2 separate regions of the Homo sapiens genome follow, and region 1 is linked to region 2. Evidence: chromatin loops called from intact Hi-C (ENCODE). Cell type or tissue: HCT116. All regions are shown on one strand. Links, peaks and the distances in the headings refer to the core of each region. The heading gives the core; the rest is flanking DNA. Region 1 overlaps PNMA8B (PNMA family member 8B). Region 2 has its middle 41 kb from the start of IGFL4.

Evidence for each region. Peaks named below come from ENCODE experiments on the same cell type or tissue, not always from the same donor. Only the 100,000 strongest peaks of a DNase experiment are listed, where the experiment ranks them.
Region 1: a loop joins it to region 2, with 2.5 times the contacts of the local background. A loop is called at or near these places in 2 of 110 quality-filtered maps.

The regions. Positions count from the first base shown.
Region 1 is chr19:46,480,994-46,492,718 of GRCh38, forward strand. It overlaps PNMA8B (PNMA family member 8B), which reads right to left. Exons shown (of 1, transcript NM_020709.3): 1 at 10,198-11,725. Among named protein-coding and RNA genes, the nearest start is that of PNMA8B, 9.0 kb to the right of the region's middle. In HCT116, for the core only: a CTCF peak has its summit at 7,050 (motif pointing left); a DNase peak (open chromatin) is centred at 7,008.
Region 2 is chr19:46,075,915-46,087,860 of GRCh38, forward strand. It overlaps a transcript of IGFL4 not described here and a transcript of IGFL2 not described here. Among named protein-coding and RNA genes, the nearest start is that of IGFL4, 41 kb to the left of the region's middle. In HCT116, for the core only: CTCF peaks have their summits at 1,877 (motif pointing right), 2,836 (motif pointing right), 3,074 and 6,487 (motif pointing right); DNase peaks (open chromatin) are centred at 1,857, 2,813 and 6,507; H3K4me3 peaks cover 327 bases; H3K27me3 peaks cover 2,550 bases.

The DNA of each region.
Region 1 (11,725 bases), core at 3,726-11,725, 410 kb after region 2:
AGGGATTTGAGATGGCCAGAGCACATGAGGGGCTTCTGGGAGGACGATGATTTCTAGATCAGATGACAGTAACATAGGACTTGCTATGTAATTATTTGCCAAATTATATATTTGTGTTTAGGGCACGTTTCTGGAGGCATGTTACATATTCTACAATTGTAAAAAAATGTTTTTTTAAAAAACACAGCTACACATTCAGGGTTATAGCGGTGAAATAAATGTTATCACTATTTTTTTCTAGAATATTCTATGGCTGAAAACCTGAACGCAGCAGTAAAAGTACACGTTTTTAAAACGACTCATAAACCAAATGCACAAAACACAGTCAGGTGAAGTTTCTCTCATTTGTTACGGAGGTTGGTCGTATTTCTTCCTGGTGCCTGGAAGACGTCACGTGGTCTGAACACAGTCTTGGCTGGTGATGATTCCTGATTTTTGTCTGAAATCCTTGGCCAAAGAAAAGAAAGAGAACAAATGAGTCTCTTTATTTTTTTTTAAAGAAGGTTTGTATCATATTTCTCGAATTCTAAATGTATATTTATGTTTGACAAAAGTTATAAATATCTACTTGAAGAGGTAACACAGGAGAAAAACTGGCAAGCCAAATTTAATAAACGTAATGAAGAGTTTACATTGTGTTATGTGGAGAGAGATCATATTCTCTTGTTATGGGCGGAATCTTATCGTCTTGTGGGCTTGGAAGATGTCACACAAAGGAAATAAGAATCACATACATTTACAGACAGGCCTGGCCAACATGATGAAACCCCATCGCTACTGAAAATACAAAATTAGCCGGGCGTGGTGGTGGGCGCTTGTAATCCCAGCTACTCGGGAGACTGAGGCAGGAGAAACACTTGAACCCAGAAGGCGGAGGTTGCAGTGAGCCGAGATTGCACCACTGCACTCCAGCCTGAGCGACAGAGTGAGACTCTGTCTCAAAAAAACAAAAACAGAACAAAAAGAAAAAAAGAATTACATAAATTTAAGCCCTAAATGCAAGGAAATAGGTTAGGTAGGACATTAGGACCGAGGGGTCACCCTAATTAGGAACAGAAACGTATGATCCAAGAGTAGAGAGATTTTTTGCCAACTGAAACAAGATTTCTGCAGGAATGAGGCCATCTTTCAGGGCCACCCACTCACCCCGGGGAAAAGTTTTTAGCTTAGAGGTTGAAGAGAAAAATGAATCATTTGGACATCTTTCCTCTTTTTCCCTCCCCTTGGCTAAACCCAGTATTTCCATTAAAATGCTCCACGTCCATCCCACCCTACTTAGTCTACTTGCTTTTGTTTTGTTTTTTTCCCTAGCACCATTTATATAGACTTTTTTTTTTTTGAGACAGAGCCTCGCTTTGTTGCCCAGGCTGGAGTGCAATGGCATGATCTCGGCTCACTGCAACCTCCACCTCCCGGGTTCAAATGATTCTCCTGCCTCAGCCTCCTCAGTAGCTGGGATTACAGGCACGTGCCACCACACCTGGCTAATTTTTGTATTTTTAGTAGAGACTCGGTTTCACCATGTCAACCAGGCTGGTCTCGAACTCCTGACCTCAGGTGATCCACCTGCCTCAGCCTCCCAGAGTGTTGGGATTACAGGCGTGAGCCACCGAGCCCAGCCATAGACATTCTTTATCTGACCACAAAAGTGATGTATGATTACTGTAGAAAAACTTGATAAATATGGGGAGAAAATCACCCATCATTCTGCTGCACATATATCATTACCATTTCACTGTAGAACGTTTTGCTTATTAAAGTTAGAATATTGGTTTTAAGGAGTTCGAGGCTGCAGTGAGCTGTGATTGCACCACTGCACTCCAGCTTGCACGACAGAGCAAGACCCTGACTCACACACACACACACACAAAGGAATGTCATATCAGCAGTCAGACTCCCTGGGTGTCAACACTTCCTGGTGGTGTGGCTTTGGACAAGTAATTAATTAACTTCTCTGTGCCTCAGTTTCCTCATCTATAAAATGGTAACTATTAGACTAGTACCAAACTCATAAAGAGGTGAGGCTTAAAGAAGTCAATTCAAGTAATGGTCTTAGAATGGTGCATCACAAGTACCCAATAAATGTAAGCTATAATTATCATCCATGTGAGGATGCTGTAAGGATGAAATGAGTTCATTCATACAAAGTGTTTGGAACAGCCCCCTTGGGGCCAAAATAGGACACCTTGTTGGCTCTATGTAAAGATTCACTATTAAAATTAAGGAAAATGTTTTAATTGGGGGATGCAAGAGTTTCATATCTTTATTTCATATAGCTACAAACTTAAACTAAGGCTAGATTCTAAAAATATGTCTGTTCATTCAAAGCACATAAAAAGATGCTCAATATCATTCATCATCAGAGATATTATTAAAACCATGATGAGTTGCCAGCCTCCTTGCTTTCTTTTATACACAGCAACTCAGGCCAGACGCGGTGGCTCATGCCTGTAATCCCAGCACTTTGGGAGGCTGAGGCAGGATCACTTGAGGTCAGGAGTTCAAGACCAGCCTGGCCAACATGATGAAACACCATCTCTACTAAAAATACAAAACTTAGCTGGGCATGGTGGCATGCGCCTGTTAATTCCAGCTATTCAGGAGGCTGAGGCAGGAGAATTGCTAGAACCTGGGAGGCAGAGGTTGCAGTGAGCTGAGATCGCACCAATGCACCCTAGCCTGGCAACAGAGAAAGACTCCGTCTCAAAAAAAAAAAAAAAAAAAAAAAGAAAGAAAATAAGAGAAAAGATGGAGAACAACCTGAATGTCCAATAATGGGACTGATTTTCAAATATGGTTCATTCACACAGTGTAATACTACACAATTGTTAAAAAGAAAAAAAAAGGCATGAGGAAGATCTCAATGTGCTGATAAAGATGTCCAAGCTACAATGTTAAGTGAAAAAAGCAAAGTAAGGATCATTATGCATAGGATGCTACTATTTATGTCGAAAGTAAGGAAAAAATGCACCTATTCATATATACTTTATATGCATTAAAAATACTTGGAAGTGGCTGGGTGCAGTGGCTCATGCCTGTTATCCCAGCACTTTGCAAAGGAGGCCAAGGCAGGCGGATCACTTGAGGTCAGGAGTTCAAGACCAGCCTGGCCAACATGGCAAAACCCCGTCTCTACTAAAAATACACACGAAAGGACCAGGCACGGTGGCTCACGCCTATAATCCCAGCACTTTGGGAGGCTGAGGTGGGTGGATCACCTGAGGTCAGGAGTTCAAGACCAACCTGACCAACATGGTGAAACACCGTCTCTACTACAAATACAAAAATTAGCCAGGCATGGTGGCGTGCACCTGTAATCCCAGCTACGTGGGAGGCTGAGGCAGGAGAATCGCTAGAACCCAGGAGGCGGAGGTTGCAGTGAGCCGATATTACACCATTGCATTCCAGCCTGGGGGACAGGGCGAGACTCCATCTCAACAAAACAAAACAAAACCAAAAAAAATGCACACAAAAAATTCAGCTGGGCATGGTGTTGTGTGACGGTAATCCTAGCTCTTCGGGAGGCTGAGGCAGGAAAATTGCTTGGACCCGGGAGGCGGAGGTTTCAGTAAGCCAAGATCGCACCACTGCACTCCAGCCTGGATGACAGAGCGAGACTCCATCTCAAAAAAAAAAAAGAACACCTACCCGGTAACAGCATCTCCACCAATCACGCCAACTCTGGTTTTGAGCCTCTGAAATCAAGAAACTCTGCTTTCAAACAGCTTATGTGAGCTTCTGTTTTTGGCCAGGAAAAGCCTCTCTTTGTCCCCCCTCCTCAGACGCATCTGTGGCTTGCCATAGCCCTGCATCCTGGATTACAATCCTTTGTGCTTACTCCTGAATACATTCCTGCTATCAGAAGACATTTTTCTCTGATGTCTTTTTTTTCAGGTTGACACAATAGATAGCTTATTTCTTTACCCCGTTTATTGTCCTTGTCTTTTTAACAGACCATCAGCTCTGCGGGTGGGGCCTTTCTATCTGTTCTGCTCTGGTGTGCCCCCAGCTTCTAGAACAGGGCTGTGCTGTGTTGAATTGTGTCTCTCAAAGTTCATGTCCACTCAGAATCTCAGTGAAGATGAGATCATGCCGAATTGGGTTGGGCTGTAGATCCAATGACTGGGTCCTAGTAAGAGGAAAGGTACAACCAGGTGCAGTGGCTCACACCTGTAATCCCAGCACTTTGGGAGGCCCAGACGGGCGAAATCAACTGAGGTCGGGAATTTGAGGCCAGCCTGGCCAACATGGTGAAACTCCGTCTCTACTAAAAACACAAAAATTAGCTGGGTGTGGCGGTGGGAACACCTGTAATCCCAGCTACTTGGGAGGCAGAGGCAGGAGAATCGCTTGAACCCAGGAGGCGGAGGTTGCAGTGAGCCGAGATCGTGCCACTGCACTGCAGCCTGGGCAACAGAGTGAGACTCCGTCTCAAAATAATAATAATAATAACAATAAATCCTAATACAGACACCTATGCAGATACGTACAGAAGTTGTTGGGAGTATTTCATTTTTTATCAAATAAAGGGGAAAGGGTCATAGTGTATGAACTTTTCTTGCATCTCACTGTGTTCACTCAAAAGGTCCCAGTGGAAACTCTCCAGTCCGTCCTTTCAAGACTGCAGAAGAACCCTTGTGTGGTTGGACCATGGTTCACTTGGCCACTCTCCTATCTGTGGGCATTTGCAGGGCCCGGGCTGTTTTGCCAACACAGTGAAGCCACCTTGATGCTTAAAACTTGAGCCCATGCCAGCCTGTGGTGTGCTAGAAATCCTCACTCTTTATGAACCCAATCATCTCGTGCACCACGGTGGTTGTGTTGCTTTACATTTTGTGTGTATTAAAGCCATCATTTGCTAAATGTCACTGATTAAACTATACCACCGTTCAGTGGTGCGGCTGAAATGATTTGACACATCTTCATTTTCTAATGAACCAGGAGACTTTTCTAAAAAGCAGACTGGGCCGGGTGCGGTGGCTCACGCCTGTAATCCCAGCACTTTGGGAGGCCGAGGTGGGTGGATCATGAGGTCAGGAGATCAAGACTATCCTGGCTAAGATGGTGAAACCTCGTCTCTACTAAAAATACAAAAAAATTAGCCAGGTGTGGTGGCGGGCGCCTGTAGTCCCAGCTACTCTGGAGGCTGAGGCAGAAGAATGGCACAAACCCGGGAGGCGGAGCTTGCAGTGAGCCGAGATTGCGCCATTGCACTCCGGCCTGGGCCACAGAGTGAGACTCCGTCTCAAAAAAAAAATAAAATAAAAAATTAGCCAGGCGTGGTGGTGGGTGCTTGTAATCCCAGCTACTCAGGAGGCTGAGGCAGGAGAATTTCTTGAACCTGGGAGGTGGAGGTTGCAGTGAGCTGAGATTGCACCATTGCACTCCAGCCTGGGAGACAAGAGCAAAATTCCGTCTCAAAAAAAAAGCATTCACAAACTCCTAAACCCACAATTTTAAACACCATGCTCCAAGACTCATCAGTCTAGACACACACATGCATACAAGCCTATGCACAAACACAGATCAATACAGACACCCACACTATGTGCAGACACATACACCTACTCATGCACACACTCACACATTCACTCACATAGACACGGACACCCATACACACCCTAATGGCTGAGGGGTGAGCACACACCTGTATGCACACTGGGACACTCAGACATGGATTCACATACACACCCCTAAGTGTACACACACACATACACTCAAGAGACACACGTGTCAATCACACACAAGGTTTTGATCCTCCCACCCCCTCTGAGTATCCCTGACACTTTGGGCAAATCTGTCTCCCACTAGAGTCTCTGTTTCCCCCTTGAGTGGACATACTATTTTCTGCGTTCCATTCCCAGCATCTTCAGTGTGACATCCAGTGAGGCCCCAGGGGTGCAAGGAGCCCTTGGGTAACTTGAGATGAGATGCGAACAGAGGCGTCAATATTTTCAAATCAAGGGGGTTTCAAATGGAGCCTGCAGGGCCAGTTCCCCTGAGGTAGCCAGTTGATGCCTCTGGGGTATGGTTTCAAACGCCCCAGAAAACCAGAGATTTGACTCCAAATCAGCCTTCATCTGGACCAGTCCAGCCACCCCTCACTGTCACTAAAGAGAAAAATGAGAGGCCACAGGTGATTCCAGAACACAGACATGAAGGGAAGAGATGCTACCCTGAGATAGGGGTTGGGGGAGGGGGGCTTTCTGGGTCCCCCTCCCAGGCTCACTGGGTGTGACAAGAGAAGAGGAAATGGTTAGAGATGGGAGGAGGGGTTTGGAGCCCCGCTGCCTGACTCCCCCAGCATTGCCCCTTGCAAGCTGTGTGACCTTGGGCTGATTACTTGACCTCTCAGTGCCTCCACATCCTCATGGGAAATGGGGATCACAGCAGAGCTTTCCTGCCAGCACTGCCCAGGGGACTGAAGAGGGTGTGATGTGTTTGTGAGGTCATCTCGTCTTATTTCTGCTACGTATCAGCGGCGGCCAGCTCTTCACTGCACACCTCAGCCCTGACAGGGACCCCAGGGCAGCGGTGCCCACCCCGGCTGCCCCTGGAATGACCCAGAGCCCATGTCCAGCCTGCAGATCTCGGCAGCCGCTCTCGGAATCTCTGAATGGTGCAGGGCACGGCTGGGGCAGCAACAGTCCCTAAAGCTCCCCGGTGATTCCAAGCAATGGGCAGCCGGGGCTCACAACCGCGACCCTAGGGGTCCTAGAGACCATCAGACGCCACAGCCGTGGTTCTCAAACTAGTCCCGCATCGCAGGCACCTGGGGGTCCTTTGAAAATGCAGCTTGCTGGACCTCACCCCCAAAGGGGTTCTGTAGGTCTAGGGTGGGCCCGAGAATGTGTATCTAGTTCCCAGGAGACGTTGACGCAGGTCCAGGACCTGATTTTGAGAACCGCTGTCCTGCAGGAAAGTCCGCTTTCCCCAGCCTGGCGTTCAAAGACCAGGGAGGGTTGTCCCTTTAAAGCGCTGGGGAAAGCGCCGTGGCCCCACGATTTTAAACGGCGGAACTGGGGTGCCTCCTGGTGGAATCAGCGGGCATCGCAACTCGCGCGGATTCTTCCCCTGCTCTGGAGTCGTAGGTTGCGGGGGCAAAGGGAAGGGTCGTCGTCTGCGGCGCAGTTCTAGGACGTGGCCACATTCCCAGAGTTTGGGGATCGCTCATTTCCCGCTTAAGCAGGCCGAGGGGCCAAGACAAGTTCAGCCTCTAGGGGAAAGGGTCTGGACCCCGGGATTCTTCGCGGTGGGGAGGTGGCGGGGGAGGGGGGAGAGGGAAGAGGTGAGGGAGGGTCTGGGGTCTGGACCCCAGGATACCTTGGCCTCATCCTTGGGGGAGGACCATTCCGTCCCTCCCCTGGGGCCGGGAGGGCCGATTATTCGAGGGAGCCGTAGAGTAAGACAAACGTGGGTTCCAGCTCCCTTCCTTGCCTCTCTGAGCCTCGGTTTCTCTATCTGGGAAATGAGGGTGAAAATCTGCCTTCATCCTCTTCCCTCCTTCATCCTGCCCTCCTCTCTACAGAGCCAATAAAGACGCACAGACATATACATTCGAATGTGTCCACCCCCAGATCCACACAGAGACACAAACACATACACACACAACCTCAGCCCGCCAGTCACCTGGTCAGCTGAAATCAGGCTCCTGAAAACTCTTCAACCACTTCCTGCCATCCCCACCACCCTGCGCCGGTCCAGCCTTAGGCCTGTCCCCTAGGTTCCCGCCCCAGCCTCCTCCTGCTCCAGCCTTGCACCCTGCACACGACAGACCTAAAGCATAAACCTCTCCCTCTCCTGTTCAAATCCCTCCCATGGCTCCCCAGCGCTTAACGAGGCCCTGAGGCCCTGCCAGTCTGCACGCCCTACTCCAGGGACCTCTTCATGCTCATTTGCTGCCTCAGGTGAAAATCCAGCCAGACAGCGACCACCATGGAGGCAGGCGGCCTTCTTTGGCGTCACTGCCTCCACTCCACCAGCACTTAGCCTGGCATGGGAGGGGCAGTAATTACACGCTAATAACCCCCTACAGTCATACCCTTGGCTTGGGAAGCTTTTGCCCTGGCTCTTCCTACACCCCGGTCATGGACTTCCCCCAGGCAACCGCCGGCCGCACGTCCTTCGGGTCTTTGCAACATTCAGAGACCCCGTCTCTACAAAAAATGCAAAAAGTAGCTAGGCTTGGTGGCGCGTGCCTGTGGTCCCAGCTACTCTAGAGGGAGGCTGAAGTGGTGGGAGGATCGCTTGAGCCCAGGAATTCGAGGCTGCAGTGAGCCGTGATCGCGCCACTACACTTGTCACCTTCTCAGTGAGGGCTTCCCAGGCCACTTTCCCAGGCCCGTTTATGACGACTGCAAACCCTCTCCTGCCCCGGCCCTCCTCGGGCCCCCTGCTTGCCGGACTTTTGTCCCCCAGCAGGTCTCACCCCCTAATGCATGGATTTCGTCCTCATCTAGGGAGCGTAACCCCAGCCTCCCCACCGCATGCTCCCTGCGGGAGGGTCCTGTTTCCTGCACCAAGAACAGGGCCTGGGACGCGCCAGCCCTGGATAAATCTCATGGACTGCGCGGATGGCGCTGAGGGCTCCTCCCAGACAGTCGCCTTCTCTCCCAGGAGGGGGCAACCGCGCTCCGCTCCACCCGTCGCCAGAGGCTCCACGCGCGGGACAGACCCGGCTGCTGCAGCCTGTGCTGGTCTCTGTGCACCGGGACCCTTCCCTGCAGGATCTCAAGGCCTTTACGCGGCTGCTCCTTCGACCCCAAACACTCCTCCCCATCCCCGCCGGAGCACTCCCTCCAGGAATGAGGGAATGAAAACAATGTTTCTTTCCAGCACATTCCCCACCAGGCCTATCTGGGATCTGACTCACCCAGTCCGCGTGGTTCATTCCGACCGTCAGTCATTCAACAAATAACAGCCGCCGCCGCGTGCCAGGCACGGTGTTGGGGCTGGGGACACGAAGGGGAAAGGCCAAGCCACACTTTTTCCCTACGGAGCTGGCCCTAAGCCGCTCTGCCGCGCCTCTCCCCGCCACGCCCACCTGCCCCCATGCCGCATAGGTCCCCACAGCCACCGCTCAGGGCCCTCTGCAGGGGCTGCTGCTGCTGCAAGCCCACGGGGCGCTGGGGGGAGTTTGAAAGCAGGAGGAAAGGGACGCCATTTGGGGGAATGCTCAGGCCGTGGTGGCAGCAGCAGCTGGCGGTCACTGCGGTGAACCAGGGGCTCCCGGGTCTCTCCTCAAGCAAGCCGGCCCCGTGCGTGGAACTTGGCAGTCCTACACTAGGGCTCTGATCACCAGCCTTTCCCAAGTGGCTCCTCCAGCCCTCGGGAGGGAGCAGCTCCCTGCATTGCTAATATTGGGACAAAACGATCTCCCTGTTTTTGCACTTCCTGATTGCAATACCCCAGTCACCAATTTCCTCTATTAACCTCCCTGACAAGTACAGTCGGTGTGCCAGGGGGCAGTCATAGCTCTGAAAAATAAAGGGAGGAAGTGCAGAAAGGGTTCCTTTTTTTTTTTTTTTTTTGAGACGGAGTCTTGCTCTGTCACCCAGGCTGGAGTGCAGTGGCACGATCTCAGCTCACTGCAACCTCTGCCTCCCAGGTTCAAGCGATTCTTCTGCCTCAGCCTCCCAAGTAGCTGGGATTACAGGTGTGCACCACCACACCAGACTAATTTTTATATTTTTAGTAGAGACGGGGTTTCACCGTCTTGGCCAGGCTGGTCTTGAACTCCTGCCCTCGTGATCCACCCTCCTCGGCCTCCCAAAGTGCTGGGATTACAGGCATGAGCCACCGTGCCTGGCCGGCCACAAAGAGTTACATTTTTATAGGTGGTCAGGGAAGCCCTCCCTAGGAATGTGGCATTTGAAGAAAGGTCTGAGTGACATGAAGGTTGGAGCCACGCCTATAGCCCAAGGAAGGGCACTCCAGGCTGCAGGAAGAGCAGTGCAAAGGCCATGAGGCAGGAATATGCCTGGTGTGTCCCAGAGACCTGGGTGGCTGAAGCCACAGGAGACACAGAGAGGGCAGTGGGAAACAAGGCAGAGGGTGAGATGGGGGTGGAGTGTGTAGACCTGAGCTGCGAGGGAGAGCTGCATGCGATGGCCATGTCCTGCACCAGCACCGTGCAATGCGGTAGCCACTGGCCACGTGTGGCTCTTGAGCACTTGTGACGTGGCTGGGAAGACTGAGGACATGCATGTGTATTTTTATTTAATCTTAATTACATTTAAATCCAATTTACCCCGTGTGATTACCTAGTTGAACAAAGCATGTCTAGACAGTCCTAAGAACTGCAGATATGACGGCACAGGAAGGAGACCTTGGGGGATCTGGGGAGGCGAGGGACGCAATCAGACCCCAGGTGTGACTTCTAAGAGGACGTCTCTGGCAGCCATGTATGGTGGGGGGACACAGGATGGAGGGAGGCAGAAAACTCAGGTAGGATGGAAAGCTGAGTCTGAGGTCCAGGGCACAGGTGAGGGGTGGAGGCTGGGGGGAGAGTGCCTGCAGCTGTGGCCTGGCAGAGTGTATCTGGGTGGAAGCTAGGGTGGGGATTGGCTGGGCGGGGTCTCCATGGGTGTCCAGGGGCTTCGGAGCTGAGGCTGGAAGTGGGGAGGCATCAGGGGTGGGAGTGGAAGCTGGCTCAGATCTGCAAGGGGTGAGATGATGCTGGGGGGTAGGGAGAGCCAGGCAGGGATCCCGAAGCAGCAAAGGACAGTGTATGTAAACCAGTGACAGGACAGTTCCCAGGTATTCTGGGCAAACCACAGTCAAGACCGTGGACATCTGTGGCCCACGCTCCCACACCCCGCCTGCCCCACTGCCCAGAGCACAGAGAGAGTACAGTGCTGAATTTCACTTTACTGGAGGATCCAGGTGACACAGGGCACAGGGAGAGAAGCCTAGGACTGCTACGGGAGAAGCACACCTGGGGCCCTCCCCACCCACAGGCAACACCACAGGCTGCTGTGCCCAGCTCAAGGTACACCCAGCCTGGTCCTCAGTGGGTGGGTCACTGTCCAGGGACAGCCTCCAAGCAGAGGGGAGCACCCACGCCCTGCAGCAGGTCTCAGTCAGCTTCTACATCTGGGTGTCCCTGACATAGGACTGGGACAGTCTGGTCTGGACTGTGAGGTCACACCCAAACCCTCCTATTCCTTCCCAGGGACAAGTGGGGCAGGGCCCCCTGGCACGATGGGCTCCTCACTGCCAGGGAATGGAAATTGGGACGAGGAAGCACACACATTGCCCCAGGGACAAGAAGGCATGAATGAAGGTGGGGTCCCGTGGAGACTGATATTTAGGTAAAAATCGAGCTCAGCCGGGGTTGCAGGAGCTGAAGCATACGGCACGGCACGGCACAGACTCACATACAACTCAAGCGTGCTTGGGACAGCAGGTTGTGAAGCCTCACAGCACCGGCCCGCCTACTCTGGAACCTCCAGGGCAGGGCTGGGGTTTCCTCCCCAGGTCATTTCATCCCCTGTAAGGAGGGACACGCGGCCGGCTTCTGCACTGCCCAGGTGAGCCTCTGTCCCTCACAGTGCCCTTCGGGGCCCCTCTGGCCTTTAATTCACTCAGGGGGTGAACCCAGGGACTTTCAAGTCTTTTAGTAAGGGCTGCAAGGCCAGCGCTGAGCGGTGGGTCAGCTCCACTGGAGAGGGGGCACCCAGGGGAGCCACAGCCTATGGGAGGGGCCAGGGCCCACTCAGCCCAG
Region 2 (11,946 bases), core at 1,559-9,558:
CTTTGGGTTTATCTTAGTCCATTCCTGCTGCTATAACAAAATACCTTAGACTGGGTAATTTATAAACAACAAAAATTTATCTCTCACAGTTTCCGGAAGTTTGAAAGTCCAAACTTTCAAACACCTGCAGAGTCAGTGTTTGGTGAGGGCTGCTCTCTGCTTCAAAGATGACATCTTTCACTGTATCTTCACATGGCAGAAAGGGGAAACAAGAACAGACTTCCTCCAGCACTTTTATATGGGCACTAATCCCACTCATGAGGGAGGAGCCTTCGTGACCTAATCATCTCCTATAAACCTACCTCTTAACACTGTTGCATTGAGGATTAAGTTTCAACGTGAATCTTGGAGGGACACAAAAATTCAGACCACAGTAGGGTCATAACCCAATACCACCGAATTCATTTCTTGCTCAAATTGTTCCAGCTTTGGCCACTGGGAGCTCTTCTGTTGGCCCTTGTGCCCCTTTGACATATTGTGATCAATGTGGGGTTATATCATTATTGTAATTGTTATTTTCAGCACTTCCTTATTTTCTGGCACAAGATGTTCCAGATTCATCGTGTATATTTTCTGTTCCAGATCTAGAATGTGCCATTTCTCCAAGGACTGTGCAGTCCTTTTTTACACTTCTTTCCTTTTAAATTTATTCCGTGGTTCTAGTTCTTCCTTGATCCTAAAAGTTTAGGTCAAATTGTATACATTTTCCCGGTTAGTTTTATTTAGTAAATATAAATATATTATTTAGTTTTATTATAAATACATTATTTATAATAAATATAAATACATTATTTATAATAAATATAAATAATAAATATCCTGGTGTTGTCAACTTAAAATGCCCAGAAATATGTAAAAGTGAAAACAAAACTCTTGATTTAAAGATACGTTTCACTCTATCTTTCCTGGCTGCCCGGCACTTCTACCTATGCGTCTTCCCTGTTCACTGACCTAGCTTCTGTTCTTTTGGTGCTGGAAGCACAAAGAGGGTGTGAGATTCCTAACGTTATTGTGATTATCCATGGGCTTTTCAAATATGTAAAGCGGATTACCTCAAAGGCCCCCTTTGGCTTCTTTAGAGACACAAATGCTGAGGATCTCTCACCTGAGCATCCCTCGATGAGGGCTGTTGCGTCTTGATTTCATCTGGGTAGTTACAGGCATCATCCACCACGAAGTTTCCAACCCAGAGTCAGGATGCAGCTGAGCTTGACGGGCGTGGTGCAGACGTCGGTGCAGCGAAAGCTGAGGAGCCGTGGGCGTTCACCCGGGTGCCGGTGTTTCTAAATCGCGGGCTGCGACCTGCATACTCAGGTGCCAGCTGGGAGCAGAGGCGGATTTGCGAGGCCAAAACCTGGGTGTGACTTGGAATCTCAGTCGCGCTATGGGGGTGCACGCTGGCTCAAATCCCCGTGGAAGATGCACCTGTGACCTGCCCAGGCTGCAAAACCAGGTGCGCTGCCATGGGCACGACTCACTGGGCTCCATTTTCACCACAGGGAACTTGGACCGCCTGACATTGAAAAAGACTGAGGTAGCTCGGGGGCAGCCAAAAGAAACCAGAGGCGGGGATCCTAGTATCATTCAGGAAGTGGACCCAGCCGCAAACTCAGGAGCGTTCCAAGTGTCCAGAGCGTCTGGTAGTCGCAATAGCCAGTGATCAGTGACACCCCCAAGAAAGTGATAGCGACAGAAACATGGCGACTACTTACACTGCCGCCCCCGTGCGCCCCTGCGCGAGCTCTGCTGGAGGCGCCCGCGGGAGCGCCTGCGGGAGCGCTCCACTGCGGAATCCGCCGCTCTCTTCTCTGAGCAGTCTCCTACTGCCATCTAGGGAGGAATACGGGGATACCGGCTGGAGTACCCTCTCTATCTTCTTGCCTGCAGGGGTCGCAGGATAGATGTTTCGAGAGCCTATAAAAGTCATACAGTGCTATGGTGGGTGCACGCTAAACGTGCCTTTGACACTGTGATTAAATCACATAACCCATATAAAAAGTAATTGGAAAAGACAACCCCCAGAATGGAGAGAATGTTTAAAAATCGTATTTCTGATAAGAGATTAATATCCAGAATATATAAATAACTCCTGAACTCAACAACGGGAACAAATAACTCATTTAAGAGACAAGAGAAGGATTTGAATAGACATTTCTCTAAATAAAATACATAAATGGCCAATAATTACATGAAAAGATGCGCAACATCATTGATCATTAGGGAAATGCAAATCAAAATAACATGGAGATAGTACTTCACTCCAACTAGCATGGCTATTAACAAAAAAACAGAAATTAACAGGTGTGGGTAAAGATGCGGAGAAATTAACAGGTGTTGTGCATTGCTGGTGGTAATGTAAAATGGTTCAGCTGCTGTGGAAAACAATGGGAGTTTCTCAAAAAGGTAAATATAGAATTAATTAATATACGACCCAGCAATCCCAATAGTAGGTATGTACTCCACACAATTGAAATAGGGACGCAAAAAGATATTTGACATCAATGTTCATATCAGCATTATTTATAGTAGCCGAAAGATGGAAATAACCCAAGGGTCCATCGACAGATGAATGGATAAACAAAATGAGGTATTTTGATACAATGGAGCTGGCTACTAACCACCTGCTCCTGTATTACCTAAAGGCCTTCACTCCCTAACCCATTGGTCTTTTTTGTCCATTATTTTTTGTAGGGGTTATAACAGCATTCAAGTGTGGAGTCAAGGCTCACTTTAAAATGCATCAAACATAGCTATGTATCAATTCACCACAGTCCGTCAAAAGGCCTGTGACGCACTCTCTCTGGGGGTATTTGAGCCGATATCCCAGTAGTCAACACTAGATGGCAGTAGGAGACTGCTCAGAAAATGGAGAGCGGCGCCCACCTTGCAGTGCGCAGGCGTCGTCAGTAGACATCGCGCAGGCGTCGTCAGTAGACATCGCGCAGGCGTCGTCAGTAGACATCGCGCAGGCGTCGTCAGTAGACATCGCGCAGGCGTCGTCAGTAGACATCGCGCAGGCGTCGTCAGTAGACATCGCGCAGGCGTCGTCAGTAGACATCGCGCAGGCGTCGTCAGTAGACATCGCGCAGGCGTCGTCAGTAGACATCGCGCAGGCGTCGTCAGTAGACATCGCGCAGGCGTCGTCAGTAGACATCGCGCAGGCGTCGTCAGTAGACATCGCGCAGGCGTCGTCAGTAGACATCGCGCAGGCGTCGTCAGTAGACATCGCGCAGGCGATGGGTGAGGCGGCTTTGGCCGCCATGTTTTCGTCGCAGTAACTGCCTTGGTGTCAGTAGTCATTGCCAGTTTCGGGCGTTCTGGACAATTGGGATGCTGCAGAGTTCATGGCTGGGGCTGCTCGTTGGGTGGGACAAGAATCCTCTGCAATGGTTTGTTTTGGCTGCCCAGGAGGTGCGTCAAGTCGCTGCCGCTCCCCTCGTGGGCGTCAGGCCTCAAGAGTTCCCCGCCTAGAAAATGGAGCTCAGCGAGTCGTGCGTACCATGGTGCACCTGGTTTTGCAGCCTAAGCGGGTCACTTTAGTGCATCCTCCTCGCGGATTGGAGCCTGTTTGCACCCCTATAGCCCGAATGAGACCCAAGTCACACGGGCTCAGAAGTTCTTTGCCCCTGGCCATGATCCCCCAGCCAGCCACCCGAGTTTCCAGGCCTCAGGCGCTTTGGAAACGCCTGTACGTCGCCTGTACCTGAATGGCAGGTACTCATCTGCTTTAGCTACATCATAGTCTGCACCACTTCTGCCAGCTCGATTGCAGCCTGGATTTGAGTCAGAAACTTTTCATGGTGGATGAGGGTTGTAAATATCCAAAGCGACTCCAGATGAAATTGCCCTCATCAAAGGAAGCTCAGATGACAGATTTCTGCATAGAAGCCAAAAAAGCCTTCCCTCAAGGAAAGAGTCAGTTTCAAGTATTTGCAAACTCAGAACAGTGTCAATTTTAGATCACTACAATGCTGCCCATCAAGGAAGAACCCTATTGCTCCCTGGCGTCTCTCCTTGAGCCCTAAACACAGTAGATTCAGAAACTAAGTCAGCAAATGGAGGAAGATTCTTAACCGTGATAAGTTGGAAAACGTGCGTCAGAGGGCCACATCCCTTCCTCGAGTTCAGGCTACCACCTGACTGCAGGTCAGAGCTGGAAGAGACAGTGAAAATGTAAGTTTAAATAAAGATTGTCGTTTTCACTTTTACATACTTAAAGCCATTTTAAATGAGTCACGGGCAGATATTTATTAAATAAAATGACCAAAAAATTAATGGGATTTGACCTAACTTTTATCCTGGGGCAGGGGAAGAACTAGCACTGCAGAATACATTTAAGCTGCGAGCCGTGGCTCCTGCCTGTAATTCCAGCACTTTGGGAGGCCAAGATGGGAGAATCACTTGAGGCCAGGAGTTTGAGACCATTCTCATCAACATAGCGAGTCAACTTAGGGAGATCCCATCTCTATTTATTTTTTAAAATAAAAAAAAGAATAAATTTAAAAGGAAAGAGGTGTGAAAACGACAGCTACTTAGTAATTAAATTCTGTGAGTCATGGCTTGTTCATGGGAATGATTCTATTTGAATGTTATAATAATTTTGTTTCTAATTTCAGAAAGTATTTTGGTCCTTCTGACCAAGTCTTTGTATCTGTGTAAATCATGAGTTAAAGAAATAACTTTCCAAAAAGAGGTTGAGATCTTCTGATTCAGGACTTAAGCATTGTGAGTGTCAAGGGGGTGTGGTGTCAGTGTTGAGATGTGTGGCCCTGTCCCTGTTGGTGGTCTTGGTTTCAGACTTCTGTCAGGAAAGAGTCAGACAGTGTTGACTAGGAAAAGGAGTTCTGTGGTGTCTGTGGTTTGGTCTGTGGTAATTTTGCTGAGCCAGAAAGGGAATTCCAGCCTTGATGTCCAGGGCTGACTCTCCGGGCAGGCTGCCCATTGGTGAGTGGGAGCAGTGCCTGCTGTGCTTTCAGGACTGTGTCCATCACTTCCTGTCCAGGTGGACACTGTAGCGCAGGCTTCCCATTGATGGACGGGAACCTGATCTCCCTGTGCTTTTACTGCCATGCTCATCACGCACTGGGGATCATCAGCCCACCTTTTAAACCCAGCCCACAATTGGCCAGTTATCTTGTGGGTGATAGTGCAACTGTCTGTGTCGCCAGGCTTCCCACACAACTATCTGCATCTGGTTTGGACTGGCTAAACCAGGCCACACCAAAGGTCAGGGGAGCCTTAGATACATAACGCTTATTTCAGGTGTGAGGGAGCATGTGAAGGCACCCTGATTGCATCTTTAGGAAGTGTTCATTATCGTGATTGCGTTTTTATATGTAACATTTAAAATATTGTCTAACTTATTACTTTAAAATAATTTTAGACTTACAAAGAAGTTGCAAAAACAGTATGGTGAATTTGTCTTTTTCACTCAGCTTCCTCTAATGTTGCATAGCCTTAATAAAATTATTGAAACCAGAAAACTAATACTGACATAATACTATTAACTGATCTGCAGACCTTATTTGAGTTTCATCAGTTGTCCCACTCGTGTCCGCTTTCTGGTCTAGGATGCAATCCAGAATTCAGTGTTGCAATTCGTTATTGTGTTTCCTTACTCTCCTCTATTCTAGGATAGTTCTTCCTTAAGCCTTACCTGTCTGATAAGCCTTGTCTTATCAGACAGATAGTCTTGTCTGTGTATATGCAGCCTAGCCCTCAGCCAGGAATTTGGGGAAGACTCCACAAGGACATGTGGTGCTTACCTCTGCACAGTTCTTCTTTGATACCATACCTCAGAGACTCCAGGCTCACCAGCTGCCCTGAATGCCCTCAGTGCTGCAGAACTGCTGTCCTGTGCTCAGATCCCAGCTATCTGCATTGCACTTGGGAAATTGTTCTTTGACAACTTGTTTATCTAAGGGCTCACCCTGTAAATGTCCATCCCTTGTGGAATTGCAGTCTTGTGCTACCTGTTGTCTGGTACCTAAACACAGTGGCTTCATATACTTTATTCTGTGTGCAGTTTTATAGTTGTTAATGTCAAGAGAGCTAGTCTAGTTTCAGTTAACACCATCATGGCTAGAAATGGGAGAATCCTCACTTTCATTTTGAAGGCTATTTTAGCAGAGTATACACTTCTACATTGGCTGTTTCATTCTTTCACTCTTTAATGAGGAAATTCCTTGTTAGTACTATTCATGTCCTTGGTTAGCAGGCCAGTCATGCTTTCAGGAGTCTAGTTTTCACACCATCTTCTCTTCAGTTCAAATTACTGTTACTTTCCTTTTCTGTTTCCCCATACCTGGGTCCATGAAGATGTATTTACTATTACTACTATCATTATTAAGACAGTTAAACTCTCCTGGGTTCCTAGGTGGGAGAGAAGTTTAACTGTCTACAAGTATAAGGGGAGAACTGGAAGGCAAAAGAGGGTAGCCTTTTGGGGCAAGGTGTTTCTCTTTAGAGAGACTGTAATTCTCTTGATCCCCACAGGGTGGAGGTAAACTTGGCTGGTTTCCTAGTTCAGTGCATACTAAACCTCTGAACTTGCTTGTGTGCCACTGAAGAGAGGGAAGACACATTGAGGAGAAATGCGGAGCTGATACAGACAGGCATATTGTACACAACCAAGATAAGTGGGATCAAGCCGCCCTGTAAGAGAGAGGGTAGAAGCAGGGACTTCTGGCTCCCTGAACTGTTAACTGTGTCTCCATTTTTTTTTTTTTTTGAAGACACTCCACTCTGTCACGCAGCTGGAGCGCAGTGGTGCAGTCATGGCTCACTGCAGCCTTGATCTTCTGGGCTGAAGTCGTGTCTTCATTTTTGATAGGAACGTTATTTTGACAAAATGTGGGACAGCTGATGAGCCTATAGATGTAACTCTCTGATGTAGTCAGTTAGTCATATGGGTAGCTCTCCTTGACAAACTGCATAGGAATCTCTTTTGTCCTCTTAGTAGGTGGTAATTTTCCCCTGGGTGTGGGATGGCTAAGAAGGACTTGCACAATTACATAACCATGGGTGACATCTCCAGAAAGAAAACCTCCGATAAACATGACATTTTCTCTTTTGGGGCATTTGGATTCAGTGCATTTTATTGGCAACTGTCCTATGTGTTTAAATTCCTAGAACTGAAACCCTGGACGCACGGTAGCTCATAATTCTTGTTACATAAGATAATTTGTTTATTGTTTTAGTTTTCAATTAGTTTTTCCTTAACATATAACTGAGTGCATCATAAACAATTTGCTTTAGAATTTCTACTTCCAGGGCTGTTACTGACTGGATGCAGTGCACAAAGACATACGTATAAGACTATTTTTTTGTGATATTTTAGAGCAATGGTGAAAAGTTGGGAACAACTTAAATCGTTTTCAACAGAAGACTAATGAAATAAATTACTGAAACTTATTCACAAAATGGAAATCTAGGCAGCTGTAAGAAATGGATATGTGCTCTTAGGGATTTAAAGGGGTGTGTATAACATTATCCCATAAAGACTAAAGTGTGGTACGTGTGTACATTTATATTAATATGTATGCAAATGTGTAGAATATAGAAAAATTCAGACACTATGTTGTAAACACAGTTACTTTGGGGAGGAGAGGAGGTGCGATGAGAGAATACCAACCATGGCTGTATAATCTCTATTTCTGAACATACACAACATTTTTCAAGAAAATATATTACTTTATTATTTGAATTATTATTTTCAGCCATATGTATAGACTGAAAGGAGAGAGAGACAAGGAGACAGAAAGAGACAGTGACAGAGAGGACAGAAGAGTCACAAAGAGTGGGAGGAGAGAAAGGGAAGGACCTTAGCCACAGAAAGTTGAGAGGAGAGTAAGTTGGAAGAGGTAGTGATTAGAGATTTTGCGCATTGACAGTGGTTGACTTGGCTTCTGGGGTAGGCCCTGGAACAAAGTCCTCTGATCCTCGGTTGTTTGGGAATAGTCAATTATGTAAGGGTATTCTGGTGCTACCAGTTTTGTGCAATGGTGGGCATTTACTGCTATAAACTTCCCTCTTAGACCTGCTTTTGCTTTTTCCTACAGATTTTGGTATGTTGTGTTTCCATTTTGTTTGTCTCAAGAAATTTTTAAATTTCCCTTTTAATTTCTTCACTGACCCAATGATTGGTCAGGAACATGTTGTTTAATTCCCATGTCTTTGTACTGTTTCTGAAGTTCCTCCTGTTACGGATTTCTAGTATTATACCATTGAGTTAGAAAAGATACTTGATATGATTTCAGTCTTCTTAAATTTGTTAAGACTTGTTTTGTGGCATACATATGATATATCCTGGAGAATGCTCATGTGCAGTTGAGAAGAATGTGTATTCTGCAGCTGTTGGATGAACTGTTTTGTATAAATCTATTAAGTTCATTTGGTCTAGAGTATAGTTTGAATCTGATGTTTCTTTATTGATTTTGTTTTGTCTGGTTGATCTGTCCATTGCTGAAAGTGGGGTGTTGAAGTCCCCTACTATTACTGCATTGCTCTCTCTCTTTACTATTACTGCATCTGTCTCTCTCTTCAGATATATTAATATGTTAGGCCATTCCTACATTGCCATAAAGAAATAGCTGAGACTGGATAATTTATATAAAAAAAGAGCTTTCATTGACTCACAATTATGCAAGCTGTACAGGAAGCATGGTGCCAACATCTGCTTCTGAGGAGGCCTCAGGAAGCTTACAATCATGGCAGAAGGCACAGTGGGAGCAGAAGCTAGAGAGAGAGTGTGTGTGGGAGGTGTCACACACTTTTAAAAAACCAGATCTTACAAGAACTTATCACCAAGGGATGGCACTAAGCCATTCATGAGGGATATGTCCCCATGATACAAGCACTTCCCACTGGTGCCCCCTCCAACACTGGGTATTACATTTCAACATGAGATTTGGTGGGAATACAAAGATCCAGACCATATCATTCCACCCCTGTCTCCACATCTCGTGTCCTTTTCACGTTGCAAAATACAACCATGCCTTCCCAACAGTCCTGAAAAGTCTTTACTCATTCCGGCATCAACTCAGTCAAAAGTCTCAAGTCTCATCTGGACATGAATTCCTTCCACCTATGAGCCCGTAAAATCAAAACAAGTTATTTACTGCCAACATACCATGGGAGTACAGCTATTGGGTCGCTCTCCAAAAGGGAGAAGTTGACCAAAAGAAAGGGGCTACAGGCCCCAATGCAAGTTTGAAACCCAGCAGGGCAGTCATTAAAACTTAAAGCTCCTGCAGTGAGCCGAGATTGCGCCACTGCACTCCAGCCTGGGCAACAGAGTGAGACTCCAGCTCAAAAAAAAAGGAAAACAAAAAACACCAAAAGAAAACAAAACAAAACAAAAAAACTTAAAGCTCCAAAATAGTCTCTCTTGACTCCAGACTGTAGTGTTGGGTGCATGTGTATTTCATATAGTTAAGTCTTCTTGTTGAATCTGACCCTCTATCATTATGTAATGCCCTTCTTTTTCCTTTTTGATCATTATTGGTTTAAAGTCTGTTTTGTCTAGAATAAGAATAGCAACCCCTGCTCTTTTTTGTTCTCTGTTTGCTTGATAGATCTTTCTCCATCCCTTTACTTTGAGCCATTTAATTTGAGATGGGTCTCTTGAATACAGTATACAGTTGGGTCTTGCTTCTTTATCTAACATGCTCCTCTGTCTTTTAAGTGGGGCATTTAGCCTGTTTACATTCAAGTTTAATATTGATATGTGAGGGTTTGATCCTGTCATCATGTTGTTAGCTGGTTGTTATGTAGACCTGATTGTATAGTTGCTTTATAGTGACAGTGGGCCATATACTTAAGTGTGTTTTTGTGGTGGCTGGTAATGGCGTTTTGTTTCCATGTTTAACACTCCCTTAAGGAACTCTTGTAAGGCAGGTCTGGCAGTAATGAAGTCCCTTAGCATTTGCTTGTATGAAAAGGATTTTCTTTTCTCCTTTGCATTTTTGTTCTTTGCAACAACAAAGAAACCATACAGGAACATTGGTTGCCTTCTGGGACACCAACAATTCAAATATTTTATTGCTTTAATAGTGCTTCATATTTCATGTAGGCTCCACTCATTCTTTTAAATTATTTTTTCTTTGTTTTTGTCTGACTAGGTTACTTCAAAAGACCCATCTTTAAGTTCTGGGATTCTTTCTTCTGCTTGATATGGTCTATTTTTGAAGCCTTTGAGTGTATTTTCTATTTCATTCAATGGATTCTTCAGTTCTAGAATTTATCTTTGGTTCTCTTTAATGATACCTATCTCTTTGGTGATAAATTTCTCATTCATAGCCCGAATTGTTTTTCTAATATTGTTGGTTTTTTTGTATTGTATGTCATTGAGAACAACTCACTTCTTTAATAACAACATATTGAATTTTTTCTGGGATTTCATAAATTCCTTTTTTTTCTTGTTTTTTGGAGATGGAGTCTCGCTCTGTCTCCCAGGTTGGAGTGCAGTGGTATTCCACTGTCCACTCCAATCTCCTTCTCCTGTGTTCAAGAAATTCTTGTATGTCAGCCTCCTGAGTACCTGGAATTACAGGTGCGCACCACCATGCCTGGCTAATTTTTGTATTTTTAGTAGAGACAGGGTTCCACCATGTTGGCCAGGCTCATCTCAAGCTCCTGACCTCAAGTGATCTGCCTACTTCGGCCTCCCAAAGTGCTGGGATTACAGGCATTCGCCACCACACCTGACCTCATAAATTCCTTTTTGATTGGGATCTGTTGCTAGTGAATTATTGTGTTCCTTTGGATATTTCCTTACTTTTTCATGTTTCTTGTGTTCTTACGTTGATATCTGCACATCTGGTGTAAGAGTGGCTTCTTCCAATTTTTTGAATTTGCTCTCATGGGGAGGATTTTTTTCCTGAAGTTGTATCTATGATGTTGGTTGGGTAGGGAATTTTGGCTTTGATTGTGGGTACATGCAGTAGTGTAGTCTCTGTGTGATTTATTTTGGCTATAAACAGCATCAGTGGTGTCTTTCATTTTCTCAGTGGCTTAGGGTGCAATTGTTAGTGAAGGCTATTATGAAGTTTTGCTGGAGACTGGGATGCCAGGTAGGCCAGGTTTTGGGCCACGGTGGCAGTAGTGGGCTGAATGTGCCTGTCTTTGGGCCCCAGGGTGGCATACACTGGCATCAGTGTTAGCAGGTCCAGGCAGGCCAATCGTTGGTCCTCCAGGTCGCTTGATCAGGTATTGAGAATAGCAGTGGTATTTGGATGGGTGGACAGGTTCTTGGGCCCTGGGCATAAGTAGCATGGGCAATGGCAGTAGCAGTGATGGGACAATCCTCTGAGACCCAAGCAGTCTGTGCTGATGTTGGTGGTAGCTGGGGTGCACTAGGCAGGCCATTCCTCAGGCTCACAGGTGGCACCTGCAGGTGGGTGCTGGCTGTGGTGGTAGTGGCAGGCTGGTTGGGCCTAACCTCAGATGTTAAGAGAAGTGTTCAGGTGCTATCAGTAGTAGACCAGGTTGCGTGATCTGCAGGCCCCTTTGATGGGTGCTCAGGTACTGGGGAGGTGGAGCTGTGCCAGGCAGACCTGTTCTCAGGCCCCCAGATGATGTATGTAGGCACTGGCTCTGGTAATCAGGGATAGGGTGATCCTCAGGCTGCCAGTGGAATGCTCAGTTGAGGGCAGCAGGAGCTGCACTGCGGCCATGCTACTGGGAACAGTGAGACTGCTTTTAGTGGGAGCAGCGTTAGGCAGGTGGCTGGGGCATGTGTGCTTTGCCTGTGCCTCAACCCTGCAGTAGCCTGCAAGTGGCAGCAGGCAGTGGAATTTGTCCTTGGGGCATGAGAAAATGCATGACTGCCCCTCTACTGATGGGAAAGGGTTGCTGTCATCAGTTTCCACTTTGGTCCTGGCAGTGGGTGGGGAATGTCAGTTGGGCTCCAGGGATATCGGGATGTGAGGGCTGTTTGGCCCAGGG